2 separate regions of the Homo sapiens genome follow, and region 2 is linked to region 1. Evidence: chromatin loops called from intact Hi-C (ENCODE). Cell type or tissue: heart left ventricle. All regions are shown on one strand. Links, peaks and the distances in the headings refer to the core of each region. The heading gives the core; the rest is flanking DNA. Region 1 overlaps LOC107986997 (a long non-coding RNA gene). Region 2 has its middle 24 kb from the start of MIR1299.

Region 1 (8,344 bases), core at 334-8,333:
GTCCAACCCATGGTCTGTGGGCCATGTGTGGCCCAGGACAGCTTTGAATGCAGCCCAACACAAATTTGTAAACATTCTTCAAGCATTATAAGATATTTTATGATTTTTTTTAGCTCATCAGCTATTGTTAATATTAGTATATTTTATGTGTGGCCCAAGACAATTCTTCTTATTCGAATGTAGCCAGGGAAGCCAAAAGATTGGACACCCCTGCCTACACAGACTCTAGACAAGGTTTTATTAATTACTATGGCTTTAGATACATTTATATGCATATGACTCCTACAGACCTCTCCTCCCAAGCTCCAAAACATTATGTGCACCTGCCATCTTGAAATCTCCACTGGGATTTTCACAGGCATGCCTAAAATCAGAATTCAAAACTCGAGTTCTGCCCCCACATCTATGCCACTTCCTCAATCATTTCCCTTTTGTTAGTTTATTTCTTTTTCAGCCTTACCATTCTTCATAAAAATTATCTCCATTTACCCATTTGCTTCTTCCAGAAAGCATCATCATCCTTGATGCTTTCTTCTTCCTGCAACCCCCCCTACCATCACAATTTGCAACCAATTACTGTTATTTCACCTGCAAAATATGTGCTAAAATTATCCGCTTCTGTCATCTGCATCTTTCACCTGGTCTGCAAACATATACTCCTCTTTCCAACTTTTTGCCTCTCCAATACCTTCTCTATGGCACACCCAGAGAGGTTCTTCAAAAATTTCAATTACATCATGTCTCTCCTTCGTTAAAAAATATTTAATGATTTTCTACCCATGAAATAATTCTGCTAGACTGCAAGCTCTAAAGATGCAAGGACTAGGTTTGCCTTATTTGTTTTTGTTTATGCAGAGCCTAGCCTTGCATGTAGTAGGAACTTAACACATTGACCTAGATCTTGTCCACCTTCTCAGCCTCACCTCTCATGGAAGCACTCATAGACCTCAGTCCAGTTACTCTTTTCTCAGATCCCTGAGCTGGCCTGGTCCAGGGCTGCCTGGGCCGTGATGCGTTCACTCCTGATTTGTTGGCTGGTATCTGCTTATATTCTTGCTACTATAACTGATGTCCAAGGAAGTCACATAGGCATCCCTGGGAGCTTGCTAGAGCTCAGGCACCACCCTAGATCCAATGAATCAGAATCTGCATGTTGACAAGGTCCCCAGGTGGTTCATATGTACATTCAAGTTTACGGTGCTTTGCTCTGGATCCCAGCCTGAGTGTTAGTTCTTTAAAGAGACCTTTCCCAACTGGCCAAATCTTATCAAGTCATGTGATGGATTCACCCACACGGTCTGTGATACAGAAGGGAAAAGAAGTTGAGACCTATTGATCAGAAGCTGCTCACTTTAGAGTTTTTCCTAAGGGTGATCCTATCAAAAGTTCTGGATTTTGTAGAGAAGCATACAAAGTATGTGAATAGTTTGATTTGAGCACATTGAAAATTGCCAGTTTTCTTTGCTTTAACCAATGTTTGCTTTCCCTCTGGAAATCCCTTGTTACAGGTCCTTAGTTTTAGTTTGCCACATTATGACACGATGGGAATAATGCACAGCAGTGATCCTCAGTTGGTTTGGGTTTTCAATACATAATTGATCCATGGTTGTGGCATGCATTGTAGCATGTCCAACTAGAATACCTATTCTTTCAATTACTTTCATTACTTTCAATGGCAAAACCACAATTACTTTTGCACTAACCTGATAGCTTTGCTACAAGTCAGTTGTTCAGTTTTCTTTTTTTGTTGCTGTTTGTTTTTATTTTTGCAAACACTTTAGATACTGCATAGTGGATGGATTAGTTTGTGGTTCCTGGGATCTTCTGTGTATTCTGTTGAAGCTCAATAATCACATTACTGCGGACCTCCAAAATTTTACAAAGGACTGCACAGTGAGTATTCAGCCGATAAACTAAACCACAGCTTAATACTGTGAGATGAAATAAAGCACACCAATTAAAAGTAAACACTGTTTAAACCTACCTCAATGAATTTCTAAAGTGTCATACATTTATTATATTCTCTACTTGTAAAATATTTTGTTGTGTGTATTGCCAAGTATTTCAGGATTTTATGGGTATAATGTATTCTATTAATTTAACTGGAAAACTTGTAGTTATTCAACAAACAAACTAAAAGTGTTGGCAGAGATGTAATTTTAAAGCACAATCCCACTCATTCGTTCAGTGTTACAGCTGCTCCTTGTTTGTTTAATAATAGAACTGATGAGTAGTTAATTTGAGAGGAAAGCTGGTGCAGGTGTAGTGCTATTTGGATGTCATGGAGGACACATGTGACATCTGCAGCTAGCTATATGGTAAAAGCAAAACAGAAGTTAAAATCAGCCCTGTGTCAAATCTGCATAGTTTTAGGCTTCAGGGAGTGTCTCTGTATGTTGAGGCAGGAAGTTTAGTAGAATTCCAAGGAAGTAAGAGAGGAACAAACATTTGTAGATTTTGCCTTCTATGGGGGAACTCATTCAATCATCAGGAGAACTCTTCAATAGGTTTTATTTGCTCCGGTTTACCTAGATGAAAAATTGAGACCCAGAATCCATGCTTTTCTTTCCTGGTTACACATTAGAATCACCAATGTGACATTAAAACACACACACACACACACACACACACACACACACACACACACTGCACACCCATTAGGATGGCTGCTATCAAAAAAGAAAAAACAAAAAAATCAGGGGCCAGGCACGCTGGTTCACACCTGTAATCCCAGCCCTTTGGGATCACCTGAGGTCAGGAGTTTGACAGCAGCCTGGCCAACATGGTGAAATCTCATCTGTACCAAAAAATAAAATAAAATAAAACAAAAAACAACACACACACACACAATTAGTCGGGCATGGGGGCACACATGTGTAATCTCAGCTAATTGAGAGGCTGAGGCACGAGAATCGCTTGAACCTGGGAGGCGGAGGTTGCAGTGAGCCGAGATCACGCCACTGCACTGCAGCCTGGAGACAGAAGGAGACTCGGCCTCAAAACAAATCAAAACAAAAACACCCAGAAAATAACAAGTGCTGACAAGGATGTGGAAAAATTGTAACTCTTGTGCATTGAGGGTGGGTATGAAAAATAGTACATCAGCTGTGGAAAACATACCATTCCTCAAAAATTTAGACATAGAATTACCATATGATTCAGTAATCCCACTCACATCTATAAATCTCTATATCTGTATCTTTATCTACCTATCTCTATCTTCAAAAGAATGGAAAGCAGTTACTCAGATACTTGTACACCTGTGTTCTCTCCCCACCCCCCCTTTTTTTTTTAATAAATGGGCTCTCACTGTGTTTCCCAGGCCGGAGTGCAGGGGCTGTTTATAGGCACGACCCCCTGCTGCGGGGCTGTCCACCGGCATGAACCCCTGCTGCGAGGCTGTTTATAGGCATGATCCCCCTGCTGCGGAGCTGTCCACAGGCACGGACCCCTGCTGCAGGGCTGTCCACAGGCACGACCCACTGCTGCGGGGCTGTCCACAGGCACGACCCCCTGCTGCGGGGCTGTCCACAGGCATGACCCCCTGCTGAGGGGCTGTCCACAGGCACGATTTCCCTGCTGCGGGGCTGTCCACAGGCAGGATCTCCCTGCTGCGGGGCTGTCCACAGGCATGACCCCCTGCTGGTCAAACTGGGAGTTGTGCCCTGCTTTGTCTCCAATCCATGCCGGTTCGCCCCTCCTTAGGCAACCTGGTAGTCCCTTATCCCATGAGGTCACTGTACTAATGTCTAATTTCGTGCAGATGTCTGATCAACACTGCACACTGCAGCTCAGGACCCCTGGGCTCAAGTGATCTGAGTAGCAGGAACTACAGGCGCATGCCACCACACCTGCCTGCTACACCTGTGTTCATTGCAGCATTACAGCAGCCTTATTTACAGGAACCACAAAATGGAAACAACCTAAAAAGTCTATTGAGGGATAGATGGATAAACAAAATGTGGTATAGATGTAAAATGGAATATTAGTGATCTTTGAAAAGGGAGGGAATTCTGATACTTGCTACCACATAGATAAAAACATTATGCTAAGTGAGACATCAAACAAAGACTACCTGATTCCATCTATATGAAGAACCTGGAACAGGCAAATTAATAGAGACACAAAGTAGAATAGAGGTTTTCAGGAATGGCAGGAGGTGGAAATGGGCGAGGTTAGTGTCTAATGGGCACAGAGTTCCTATCTGGGATGATAGAATGTTTCGGAAATGGATAGTGGTGATGACTGCACAGCATTGTGAATGTAGCTAATGACGTTGAATTCTTTACCAGAAAACAAAAACAAAAACAGAAACACATTGCTTAAGCTTCTCAGTCCGACAGGTGACGTGCTTGGTGTGAGCTGGGGCCTAAGCCCAGGCTGCCCTCGCCAGAGCTGCTTCAAGACCCCTCTTGGTTGTACTTAGGCCTGATTGCTCTGGAGAGTCCCATACATGAAAGCCAGCTCTGGTTCTATCTCTTCTCACTCCAGTCCTCCCTGCCCCCACCATCCCCCAGCTGGGCATTATGAGAAAAGCAAGATGACTATGAGTTTTTTGATTATTTATATGACCAAATAATCTCAAGGACTATTGCTAACTAACCCATGGGACTCCCACTACCTTCATGAGGCTCGGATGAGGTGAAGGGTCCCTAAAATCGTGCCAACTAGTCAGGAACTCAGTTGTCAATAATTTCTTTATTTGTGATACAAGCAGGCGTGGGGAAAGAGAAATGAACAGACTTGGAAGCTTCTCCGAGGCCCTAGAGAAGACCTCTGGGTTCCGAACACCAGACACCAGGAGTAAGGAGGGTAGTTGATGATTTCCCACTCTTTCTCCAGCCCCTGCTCCTCTGTTTCTCCCCTTCACCCACTGCAGCTTCCTCAGGTCCTGGGTCCCGCGCCATCATCTCTTCGAATGACCTCCCTTCTATTCCTGTTAATAAAGGAGCATCAGCTAAGTGAATATGGTGATTTGCATACACTTACATTGATTCAGAAATTGTGTTTAATTCCACACAAGAAAAAGAATGTGGATCTTTTTCACTGGGAAAAAAAGTCGCCATGTATCATCTTAATCATGTTTTCCTGGGATATAATCTATACGTGACGCCCATTTAAGCCTTCATTGCATCTATGCACGTGGTTTGCTTTCCTCTTGTGTGAAATAGTGTTGGACCACACGGGTTTGGGCCACAGCCCAGGAAGACACAATCCTGAACGTCATAATCCCAAATGTTGAAGTCCCATAAGATCTAAATCTGTACAGTCTAAAATCCTGAAAATTACAATCCTAAAAAAACAAAATTCTCAAAATACAATTCTGGAAAAAAATTATTAACACATTCTTTAAGAAGCATTTATTGGGCAGCACATGGTGGCTCATGCCTTTAATCCCAGCACCTTTGGAGGCCGAGGCGGGTGGATCACAAAGTCAGGAGATGGAGACCATCCTGGCTAACACGGTGAAACCCCATCTTTACTAAAAATACAAAAAATTAGCCAGGCATCATGACGGGTGCCAGTAGTCCCAGCTACTCGGGAGGCTGAGGCAGGAGAATCGCTTGGACCCAGGAGGTGGAGGTTACAGTGAGCCGCAATCGCACCACTGCACTCCAGCCTGGGCGACAGAGTGAGACTCTGTCTAACAACAAAAACAAAAAACATTTATTTATATTTTTAAGATGGAATTTATTTGAGAAACTTATAAAAACACAACAGAACCCTTCCTAGGCCACTTTACACAATCAATAGGCAATAATAACATGCATATATTTGCAAGCGTAAAACTCAGGTATGCTAACGATAGTCTCACGGGTATAATGGTAATGAGCAGATGAGTTGTATTTGTAAAGAAATGGGTCAAAAAGCAAAATGTATAAAAGCGTGGTTGGTAACTGGGTGAACTCAGCTTTATAACTTAGGTCATCTGGAATACTGTGACAGACAACCTAAGTCTTTTGACCAGATTCATCAAAAGCTGGGATGGGTCACCATGTAATATTCAGTCAAAGAGCTGAGATCCTAAGGAATTTTCTCTTTCCCAAATGCAAATGTGCAAAAGGATATCTTCTCATTTATTGAGGAAATTTTAATGTTTTTATGTACATGTACAATGCTTACACACAAAGTCAGTGTTGTGATAATACACTGTTGTGGAGTCAAATTTGCAAAAAAAAAAAAAAAATGCATAAAACAAATTAGAACTCTCTAAAAGTCTTTGCAAAATTTATACCTCCAGTATTGGAAATGATACTAAGATGAAATACATAGCATAGCAAGTTGTAAAAAATAATGCTGACAATTTAAAATAGTGGAAAAAATGGAAAAAGAAACACTAAAAAGAAAATTGACATATAAAAAGTATATTACATGGATAGATTATGAGCAATTGCAGAGTTCATCATAGCTCGCTGACTTTCATGATCATTAACTATATTTTGAAGTCTTGCATCACGATGAATTGTTGCCTTTTTTGTTTTTAGGATTTGACTCTCCTCATAAAATACATTCACATTCATTTTCTACGTGGCACTGCTCTTTTTGAAATTCTTCTGTAATTTGATACACACTGACATGAGCATTTCCTGTTACATTTTCCAATCTTCTATGCCTTTCTTGTCTATTGTTTTGAGTATGTGGAAATCCATTTTGCAGGCCCTCATATACAGGCCACTCATTTGGCAGAAACAATACTCTTGATTGAACAGCAACACCATTGCCTAAATGACTCTTATCCTACCTTGCACATCATTATTTTCAAACCAGTATGTAATATTTCTGGCTTCTTCAGGCAATTGTGGTTTTAATTTATCAAAAGCTCCTGGAATTTTATCAGGTGGAAGGAATGCCAATACAGACAAATGACACATTTTTAAACTAAAATTTTCATCATTGCCATATGGCCTGGCCAATCCACTCACCTGAATTTTCTGGCAAATGAGCTGGGCTGAATGGAAGATATAAATTTTACTGGTAACAACTTGCAATTCACTTTTAGAAGCTTTGATCACACCTAATTAAAAACTTGTCATTATAATTTGGGGATCCAATTGAAATCTATTTTCTTCTGCAAAGCCATCCAAATCTTCAAATAAGCTTTTATAAAGTACTTCACTTTTTCCAGTTATTAAACCATAAACGTGCAGTTTAAATTACAGAATTTTGTAATCCAATGGGGGCATAAACTGCATAAAGTCGATTTAAAAAACCCACTGGGGACAGTTTTGAAAGTGCCGTTCATCAGCCAAAGTGAAACATGCACCAGTTTTGTTATGTTAAACAAATATGTTTATCTTTTTTGACAGTCAAATCCCTAATCAAGAATAGTTCATGATTTAATATATCTTGTAGCACTGGAGGAAGCTCTGTGCCAGAAGGTGTCTGGCTCAGAAGGCCACTGAATTTGTTGAACTATTTTTATTATCTGACAAAAGGCATTTTGTGAAGGCAAGCATGGTGCTACGTGTAGAGGTGCTTGGTACATGATTACATAATTTGGCAGACAAGATTTTGTTCATTTTTAACTTTCATTTTAACTTCTTCTGTGATATTCAAGACATTCAAAACAGTGACAGCAGATCTTCCCCACCTAGTCTGCTCAGACCCACACACTGATCTCTTCTGAGAAAACCATCACAGTCATACCCAAAATAATGCTTTCCCAGCTTTCCAGGGATTCCTTAATCCAGTCAAGTTGACACCTGAAATTAAGTCTGCAAGTCCACCCCTTGTAGATGTGGCACCCATATGGACCTCCTTAAACCATACATAATTTCCAAATAAAAAGAAAACAAAGCAACAGTTGTACCTAACATGATGCAACTAACGTGGTACAACTCTCCTGTGATTGTGATTTTCTGGATTTTAGATGTTAAGAATTTAGACTTTAGGACTGGGCATGGTGGCTCATGCCTGTATTCCCAGCACTTTGGGAGGCCAAATCAGGAGGATCACTTGAGCCCAGGAGTTTGAAATCAGCCGGGGCAATAAAGTGAGACCCCATGATATGGTTTGGCTGTGTCTCCAACCAAATCTCATCTTGAATTGTAGTTCTCATAATCCTCACATATCATGATGGGGACCCAGGGAGAGGTAATTGAATCATGGAGGCAGTTACCCCCATGCTCTTCTCATGATAGTGAGTGAGTTCTCACAAGATCTGATGGTTTTATAAGGAGCTTTTCCCCCTTTGCTTGCGCTTCTCCTTCCTGCCACCTCGTGAAGAAGGTGACTTGCTTCCCCTTCACATTCTACCATGCTTGAAAGTTTCCTGAGGCCTCCCCAGCTATGATGAACTGTGAGTCAATTAAACCTCTTTCCTTTATAAATTACCCAAGCTTGG
Region 2 (8,344 bases), core at 155-8,154, 46 kb after region 1:
GAGGGATATACACTCAGAAAACAGCAGGAGTGTTTTGGAATCCTATGTGAGGGACAAACATTCAGATCGTCGTAGCAGTGTCCTGGAATTCTTCATGAGGGATAAACATTCAGACCCCCATAGCAGTGTTCTGGAATCCTATGTGAGGGACAATCATTCAGACCACAGCAGGAGTGTTCTGGAATCTCCTGTGAGGAACAGACATTCAGACCCCTAACAGTGTTCTGAAATCCTATGTGATGGACAAACATTTAGACGCCAGCAGTGCTCTGGAATGCAATGTGAGGGACAAACATTGAGACCCTCGTAGCAGTGTTCTGGTATCCTATCTGAGAGACCAACTCTCAGAAACAAGCAGCGGTGTTCTGGAAAATTATGTAAGGGACAAAGATTCAGGCCAAAGCAGGTATGCTCTGGAATTCTATGTGAGGAACGAACTCTCAGAATACTGCAGGAGTGTTTTAGTATCCTATGTGAGGGACAAACATTCAGACCCTCGTAGCAGTGTTCTGGAATCCCATGTGATTGACAAACATTCAGACCACAGCAGGAGTATTCTGGAATCCCCTGTGAGGATCCAACATTCAGACCCCCATACCAGTGTTCTGGAATCCTATGTGAGGGACAAACATTTAGACCCCAGCAGCAATGTTCTGGAATCCTATGTGAGGAACAAACATTCAGACCCTCGAAGCAGTGTTCTGGAATCCTATGTGAGGGACAAACATTCAGAACCAAGCAGCAGTGTTCTGGAACTCTGTATGAGGGACAAACATTCAGAACACGGCAGGATTGTTCTGCAATCCTATGTGAGGGAGAAACCCTCAGAAAACCATAGGAATGTTTTGGAATCCTACGTGAGGGCCAAACAATCAAACCCTCGTAGCTGTGTTCCAGAATCCTATGTGGGGGCAAACACTGAGACAATCGTAGCAATTTTCTGGAATCCTTTGTGAGGGACAAACATTCATTCCCTCATAGCAGTGTTTGGGAATCCTGTATGAAGGACAAACATTCAGACCACACAGTTCTGGAATCCCCACTGTGGGAAAAACATTCAGACCCTCCTAGCAGTGTTCTGGAATCCTATGTGATGGACAAAGATTTAGACCACAGCAGCAGGGTTCTGAAATCCTATGTGAGGAACAAACATTCAGATCCTCGAAGCAGAGTTCTGGAATCCTATGTAAGGTACAAACATTCAGACAATAGCAGCAGTGTTATGGAATTCTATGTGAGGAACAAACGTTCAGACCCACATAGCAACGTTTTAGATTCCTATGTGAGGGACCGACATTCAGACAATCGAAGCAGTGTTCTGGAATCATATGTGAGGGACAAACATTCGGACACCAGCAGCAGTGTTCTGGAATCCTATGTGAGGGACAAACATACAAACAAGAGCGAGAGTGTTCTGGAATCCTATGTTGCGGACAAACATTCAGACGCTCGTCACAATGTTCTGGAATTCTATGTGAGGGAGAAACAGTCAGAACCCAATAGCAGTGTTCTGGAATCCTATGTGACGGACATACATGTAGACCCCAGCAGCAGTGTTTTGGAATCCTATGTGAGGGACAGTCATTCAGACCCTCGTAGCAGTGTTCTGGAATTCTGTGTCAAGCACAAACTTTCAGACCCTCATAGCAGTGTTCTGGAATCCTATGTGAGGGACAATCATCCAGGCCATAGCAGGAGTGTTCTGGAATCCCCTGTGAGGAATAAACGTTCAGACAGTCGTAGCAGTGTTCTGGAATGCTATGTGAGGGACAAACATTCAGACAATCGTAGCAGTGTTCCGTAATCCTATGTGAGGGACAAACATTCAAACAACAGCGGGATTGTTCAGGAATCCTATGTTATGGACAAACATTCTAGACCCTCATCGCAGTGTTCTGGAATTCTATGTGAGCGAGAAACACTCAGAACCCAAAAGCAGTGTTCTGGAATCCTATGTGAGGGACAAACATTACGACCCCAGCGACAGTGTTCTGGAATCCTATGTGAGGGCCAATCATTCAGACACTCGTGCCAGTGTTCTGGAATTCTGCGTGAGGGACAAACATTCTGACTCCTGTAGCAGTGTTCTGTAGTACTGTGTGAGGGAAAAACATTGAGACCACAGCAGGAGTGTTCTGGAATTCCCTGTGAGGAACAGACATTCAGACCCTCTTAGGAGGGTTCTGGAATCCGGTGTGATGGACAAAAATCTAGACCCTAGCAGCAGTGTTCTGGGATCCTATGTGAGGGTCAAACATTCAGACCCTTGTAGCAGTGTTCTGGAATCCTATGTGAGGGAGAAACACTCAGAACCCAGCAGCAGTGTTCTGAAACCCTATGTGAGAGACAAACATTCTGACAACAGGAGGATAGTTCTGGAATCCTAGGTGAGGGACAAACACTCAGAAAACAACAGGAGTGTTTTGGAATCCTAAATGAGGGACAGTCATTCAGATCGTCATAGCAGTGTTCTGGAATTTTGTGTGAGGGACAAACATTCACACCCCAGCAGAAGTGTTGTGGAATTCTAAATGAGGGACAAACATTCAGACCCTCATAGCAATGCTCTGGAATAGTGTGTGATGGAGAAACTTTTAGACCCCAGCAGCAGTGTTCTGTAATCCTTTGTAAGAGAAAAACAATCAGACCCTCATAGGTGTGTTCTGGAATCCCATGTGATGGACAACCACTCAGAACCCAGCAGCAGTGTTCTGTAACTATATGTGAGGGGCAAACATTCAGAACACAGCAGGATTGTTCTGTAATCCCATGTGAGGGACAATCATTCAGACCCTCGTGGCTGTGTTCTGGAATCCTAAGTGAGGGACAAACATTCAGACAATCATAGCAGTGTTCTGGAATCCCATGTGAGGGAAAAACATTCAGACCCTCCCAGCAGTGTTCTGGAATCCTATGTGAGGGACAAACATTCAGACAAACGTAGCAGTGTTCTGGAAACCTATGTAAGGGAAAAACATTCAAACAACACCGAGATTGTTCTGGAATCCTATGTTACGGACAACCATTAATAATCTCTTCACAGTGTTATGGAATTCTACGTGAGGGAGAAACACACAGAACCCAGCAGCAGTGTTCCAGAAACCTATGTGAGGGACTCACATTCAGACCACGGCAGGATTGTTCTGGAATCCCATGTGAGGGACAAACACTCGGAACACAGCAGGAGTGTTTTGGATTCCTATGTGCGGAACAAACATTCAGAACCTCGTGACAGTGTTCGTGAATCCTATAGGAGGAACTAACATTCAGAACACAGCAGGAGTGTTCTGGAATCCTATGTGAAGAACAAACATTCAGACCCCCGTAGCAATGTTTTGGAATCCTATGTGAAGGACAAACATTCAGACGATCGTAGCAGTGTTCTGGAATCCAATGTGAGGGACAAACATTTAAGCTACGGGGAGGGGGCGTTCTGGAATCCTATGTTACGGACAAACATTCAGAACCTCGTCGCAGTGTTCTTGAATTCTATGTCAGGGAAAAACAGTCAGAACCCAGCAGCAGTGTTTTGGAATCCTATGTGACAGACACACATGTAGACCCCAGCAACAGTGTTCTAGGATCCTATGTGAGGGAAAAACATTCAGACCCCAGCAGCAGTGTCCTCGAATCCTATGTGAGGGACAATCATTCAGACCCTCGTAGCAGTGTTCTGGAATTCTGTGTGAGGGACAATCATTCGACTGTCATAGCAGTGTTCTGGAATCCTAAGTGTAGGACAAACATTCAGACAATCGTAGCAGTGATCTGGAAATCTATGTGAGGAACAAACATTCACACACTCTTAGGAGGGTTCTAGAATCCTATGTGAGGGACAAACATTCAGACAATAGTAGCAGTGTTCTGGAATCCTCTGTGAGTGACAAACATTCAGAATCCAGCAGCAGTGTTCTGGAATCCAATGTGAGGGACAAACATTTAAACAACAGGCGGGGGGTTCTGGAATCCTATGTTACGGACAAACATTCAGAACCTCGTCGCAGTGCTATGGAATTCTATGAGAGGGAGAAACAGTCAGAACCCAGCAGCAGTGTTTTGGAATCCCACGTGACGGACATACATATAGACCCCAGCAGCAGTGTTCTGGGATCCTATGTGAGGGACAAACATTCAGACCCCAGCAGCAGTGTTCACCAATCCTATGTGAGGGACAATCATTCAGACCCCAAGGGCCCCAAATATCCACTTGCAGATTCTACTAAAAGAGTGTTTCCAAACTGCTCAATCAAAAGAAAGGTTCAACTCTGTCAGATGAATGCACACATCACGAAGAATTTTCTCAGATTGCTTCAGTCTAGATTTTATGTGAAGATATTTCCTTTTCTACCATAGGCAGCAAAGTGCTCTAAATGTCCACTTGCAGATTCTACAAACAGAAGCTTTCTAAATTTCTCAAGCAAAAGAAAAGTTTAACTCTGTGAGATGAATGCACACATCACAAAGAAGTTTCTCAGATTGCTTCTGTCTAGATTTTATGTGAATATATTTCCTTTTCTACCACAGGCGGCAAAGCGCTCCAAGTGTCCACTTGCAGATTCCACAAAAAGAGAGTTTCCAAACTGCTCAATAAAAGAAAGGTTCAACTCTGTGAGATGAACTCACACATCACAAGAAGTTTCTCAGAATTCTTCTGTCTAGTTTTTATGGGAAGTTATTTCCTTTTAGAGCTTAGGCCTCAAAGCGCTCCATATGTCCACTTGCAGTTTCTACGAAAAGAGAGTTTCAAAACTACTCAATCAAAAGAAAGTTTTGCTTCTCTCTAGATTTTATGTGAAGACAATTCCTTTTCTACCATAGGCTGCAAAGCGCTTCAAATGTTCACTTGCAGATTCTACAAAAAGAGTGTTTCCAAACTGCTCAATCAAAAGAAAGGTTCAACTCTGTGAGATGAATGCACACATAACAAAGAAGTTTCTCAGATTGCTTCTGTCCAGTTTTTATCTGAAGATATTTCCTTGCCACCATAGGCCTCAAAGGCTAAAAATGTCCACGTGCAGATTCTACAAAAAGAGTTTCAAAACTGCTCAATCAAAAGAAAGGTTTAACATTGTGAGATGAATGCACACATCACAAAGAAGTTTCTCAGAATTATTCTGTCTAGTTTTTATGTGAAGATATTTCATTTTCCACCATAGGCCTCAAAGCGTTCCAAATGTACTCTTGCAGATTCTGCAAAAAGAGAGTTTCAAAACTGCTCAATCAAAAGAAAGGTTTAACTCCACGAGATGAATGCACAAGTCACAAAGAAGTTTCTCAGATAGCTTCTGTCTAGATTTTATGTGAAGATAATTCCTTTTCTACCATAGGCCACAAAGCACTCCAAATGTCCATTTGCAGGTTCTACAAAAACAGTGTTTCCACACTGCTCAATTGAAAGAAAGGTTCAACTCTGTGAGACAAACGCACACATCACAAAGAACTTTCTCAGAATTCTTCTGTCCAGTTTTTATGTGAAGATATTTCCTTTCCACCATAGGCCTCAAAGCGCTAAAAATGTCCACTTGCAGATTCTACAAAAAGAGTTTTGAAACTGCTCAATCAAAAGAAAGGTTTAACTCTGTGACATGAGTTCACACATCACAAAGAAATTTCTCAGAATTTTTCTGTCTAGTTTTTATGTGAAGATATTTCCTTTTCCACCATAGGCCTCGAAGCGTTCCAAATGTACTCTTGTAGATTGTACAAAAAGAGTTTCAAAGCTGTTCAATCAAAAGAAAGGTTTAACTCTGTGAGATGAATGCACACATTGCAAAGAAGTTTCTCAGATTGCTTCTGTCTACATTTTATATGAAGATATATCCTTTTCTACCGTAGGCCTCAAAGTGCACCAAATGTCCACTTGCAGTTTCTACAAAAAGAGTGTTTCCAAACTGCTCAATCAAAAGAAAAGTTGAACTCTGTGAGATGAATGCACACATCACAGGGAAGTTTCTCAGATTGTTTCTGTCTAGATTTTATGTGAAGATATTTCCTTTTCTACCGTAGGCTGCAAAGCGCTCCAAATGTCCACTTGTAGATTCAACAAAAAGAGTGTTTCCAAACTGCTCAATCAAAAGTCATGTTCAACTCTGATCAATGAATGCACGCATCACAAAAAAAGTTTCTCCAAATTCTTCAGTCTAGTTTTTGTGTGATGATATTTCCTTTTTAATCATAAGACTCAAAGCACTCCAAATGTCCACTACCACATTCTACAAAAAGAGAGTTTCAAAACTGCTCAATCAAGATGAAGTTTTAACTCTATTAGATGAATGCACACATCACAAAGAAGTTTCTCAGGTTGCTTCTGTGCAGATTTTATGTGAAGATATTTCCTTTTCTACCACAGGCCGCAACGTGCTCCAAATATCTACCTGCAGATTCTACAAAAAGAGTGTTTCCAAATTGCTCAATCAAAAGAAATGTTGAACTCTGTGAGACGAATGCATGCATCACAAAGAAGTTTCTCAGATTGCTTCTGTCTAGATTCTATGTGAAGATATTTCCTTTTCTAGCAAAGGCTGCAAAGCACTCCAAATGTCCACTTGCAGATTTTACAAAAAGAGTGTTTTCAAACTGCTCAATCAAAAGAAAGGCTCAAGTCTGTGAGATGAATGCACACATCACAAAGAATTTTCTCAGAATTCTTCTGTCTAGTTTTTAAGTGAAGATATTTCCTTTCCACCATAGGCCTGAAGACGCTCCAAATGTCCACTTGCAGATTCCACAAAAAGAGAGTTTCAAAACGCCTCAATCAAAAGGAAGGGTTAACTCTGTGAGATGAATGCACACATCACAAAGAAGTTTTTCAGATTGCTTCTGTCTGGATTTTATGTGAAGATGTTTCCTTTTCTACAGTAGGCCACAAATCGCTCTAACTGTCCAGTTGCAGATTCTACAAAAAGCGTGTTTCCAATCTGCTTAATAAAAAGAAAGCTTCAACTCTGTGAGATGAACGCACATATCACAATGAAGTTTCTCAGAATTCTTCTGTCTAGTTTTACATGAAGATATTTCCTTTTCCAGCTGAGGCCTCCAAGTGTTCAGATTGTCCACTTACAGATACTACAAAAAGAGAGTTTCAAAACTGGTCAGTCAAAAGAAAGGCTTAACTCTGTGAGATGAATGCACACATCACAAAGAAGTTTCACAGATTGCTTCTTTCTAGATTTTATGTGAAGATATTTCCTTTTCTACTATAGGCTGCAAAGCGTTCCAAATATCCACTTGCAGATTCTACAAACAGAGGCTTTCCAAACTGCTCAATAAAAAGAAAAGTTTAACTCTGTGAGATGAATGCACAAATCACAAAGAAGTTTCTCAGAATTCTTCTGTCTAGTTTTTATGTGAAGATATTTCCTTTTCCACCATAGGCCTCAAAGCGCTCCAAATGTCCACTTGCAGTTTCTACAAAAAGAGAGTTTCAAAACTGCTCAATCAAAAGAAAGGTTTAACTCTATGAGATGAATGCACACATCATAAAGAAGTTTCTCAGATTGCTTCTGTCTAGATGTGATATGAAGATATTTCCCTTTCTACAACAGGCCGCAAAGCACTCCAAATGTCCACTTGCAGATTCTACAAAAAGAGTGATTCCAAACTGCTCAATCAAAAGAAAGGCTCAACTCTGTGAGACGAATTCACATATCACAAAGAAGTTTCTCAGAATTCTTCTGTCCAGTTTTTATGTGAAGATATTTACTTTTCCACCATAGGCCTCAAACCGCTCCAAATGTCCACTTGAAGATTCTACAGAAAGAGTTTCAGAACTGCTCAATCAAAAGAAAGGTTTAACTCTGTGAGTTGAATACACATATCACAAAGAAGTTTCTCAGATTGCTTCTGTCTAGGTTTTATGTGAAGGTATTTCCTTTTCTACTGTAGGCCACAGAGTGCACCAAATGTACACTTGCAGGTTGTACAAAAAGAGTGTTTCCAAACTGCTCAATCAAAAGAAAAGTTCAACTCTGTGAGATGAACACACGTATCACAAAGAAGTTTCTCATAATTCTTCTGTCTAGTTTTTATGTGAAGATATTTCCTTTTCCACCATAGGCCTCAAAGGGCTCCAACTGTCCACTTGCAGATTCTGCAAAAAGAGAGTTTCAAAACTCCTCAATCAAAAGAAATGTTTAACTCTGTGAGATGAATGCACATGTCAGAGAGAAGTTTCTCAGATTGTTTCTGTCTAGACTTTATGTGAAGATATTTCCTTTTCTTCCACAGGCTGCAAAGTGCTCCAACTGTCAACTTGCAGATTCTACAAAAAGAGTGTTTCCAAACTGTTGAATCAAAAGAAATTTTCAAATCTGTGAGATGAAAGCACACATCACAAAGAAGTTTG

Evidence for each region. A loop is a pair of places that touch in the nucleus more often than their neighbours do. Peaks named below come from ENCODE experiments on the same cell type or tissue, not always from the same donor. Only the 100,000 strongest peaks of a DNase experiment are listed, where the experiment ranks them.
Region 2: a loop joins it to region 1, with 5 times the contacts of the local background. A loop is called at or near these places in 3 of 110 quality-filtered maps.

Annotation. Positions count from the first base shown.
Region 1 is chr9:40,947,296-40,955,639 of GRCh38, reverse strand. It overlaps LOC107986997 (a long non-coding RNA gene), which reads left to right. Exons shown (of 2, transcript XR_001746463.3): 2 at 1,782-8,344. Among named protein-coding and RNA genes, the nearest start is that of MIR1299, 22 kb to the right of the region's middle. In heart left ventricle, for the core only: no CTCF peak of the experiment used is centred there; a DNase peak (open chromatin) is centred at 3,629.
Region 2 is chr9:40,900,858-40,909,201 of GRCh38, reverse strand. No RefSeq gene overlaps it. Among named protein-coding and RNA genes, the nearest start is that of MIR1299, 24 kb to the left of the region's middle. RefSeq lists an enhancer at 7,207-7,708. In heart left ventricle, for the core only: no CTCF peak of the experiment used is centred there; no DNase peak of the experiment used is centred there.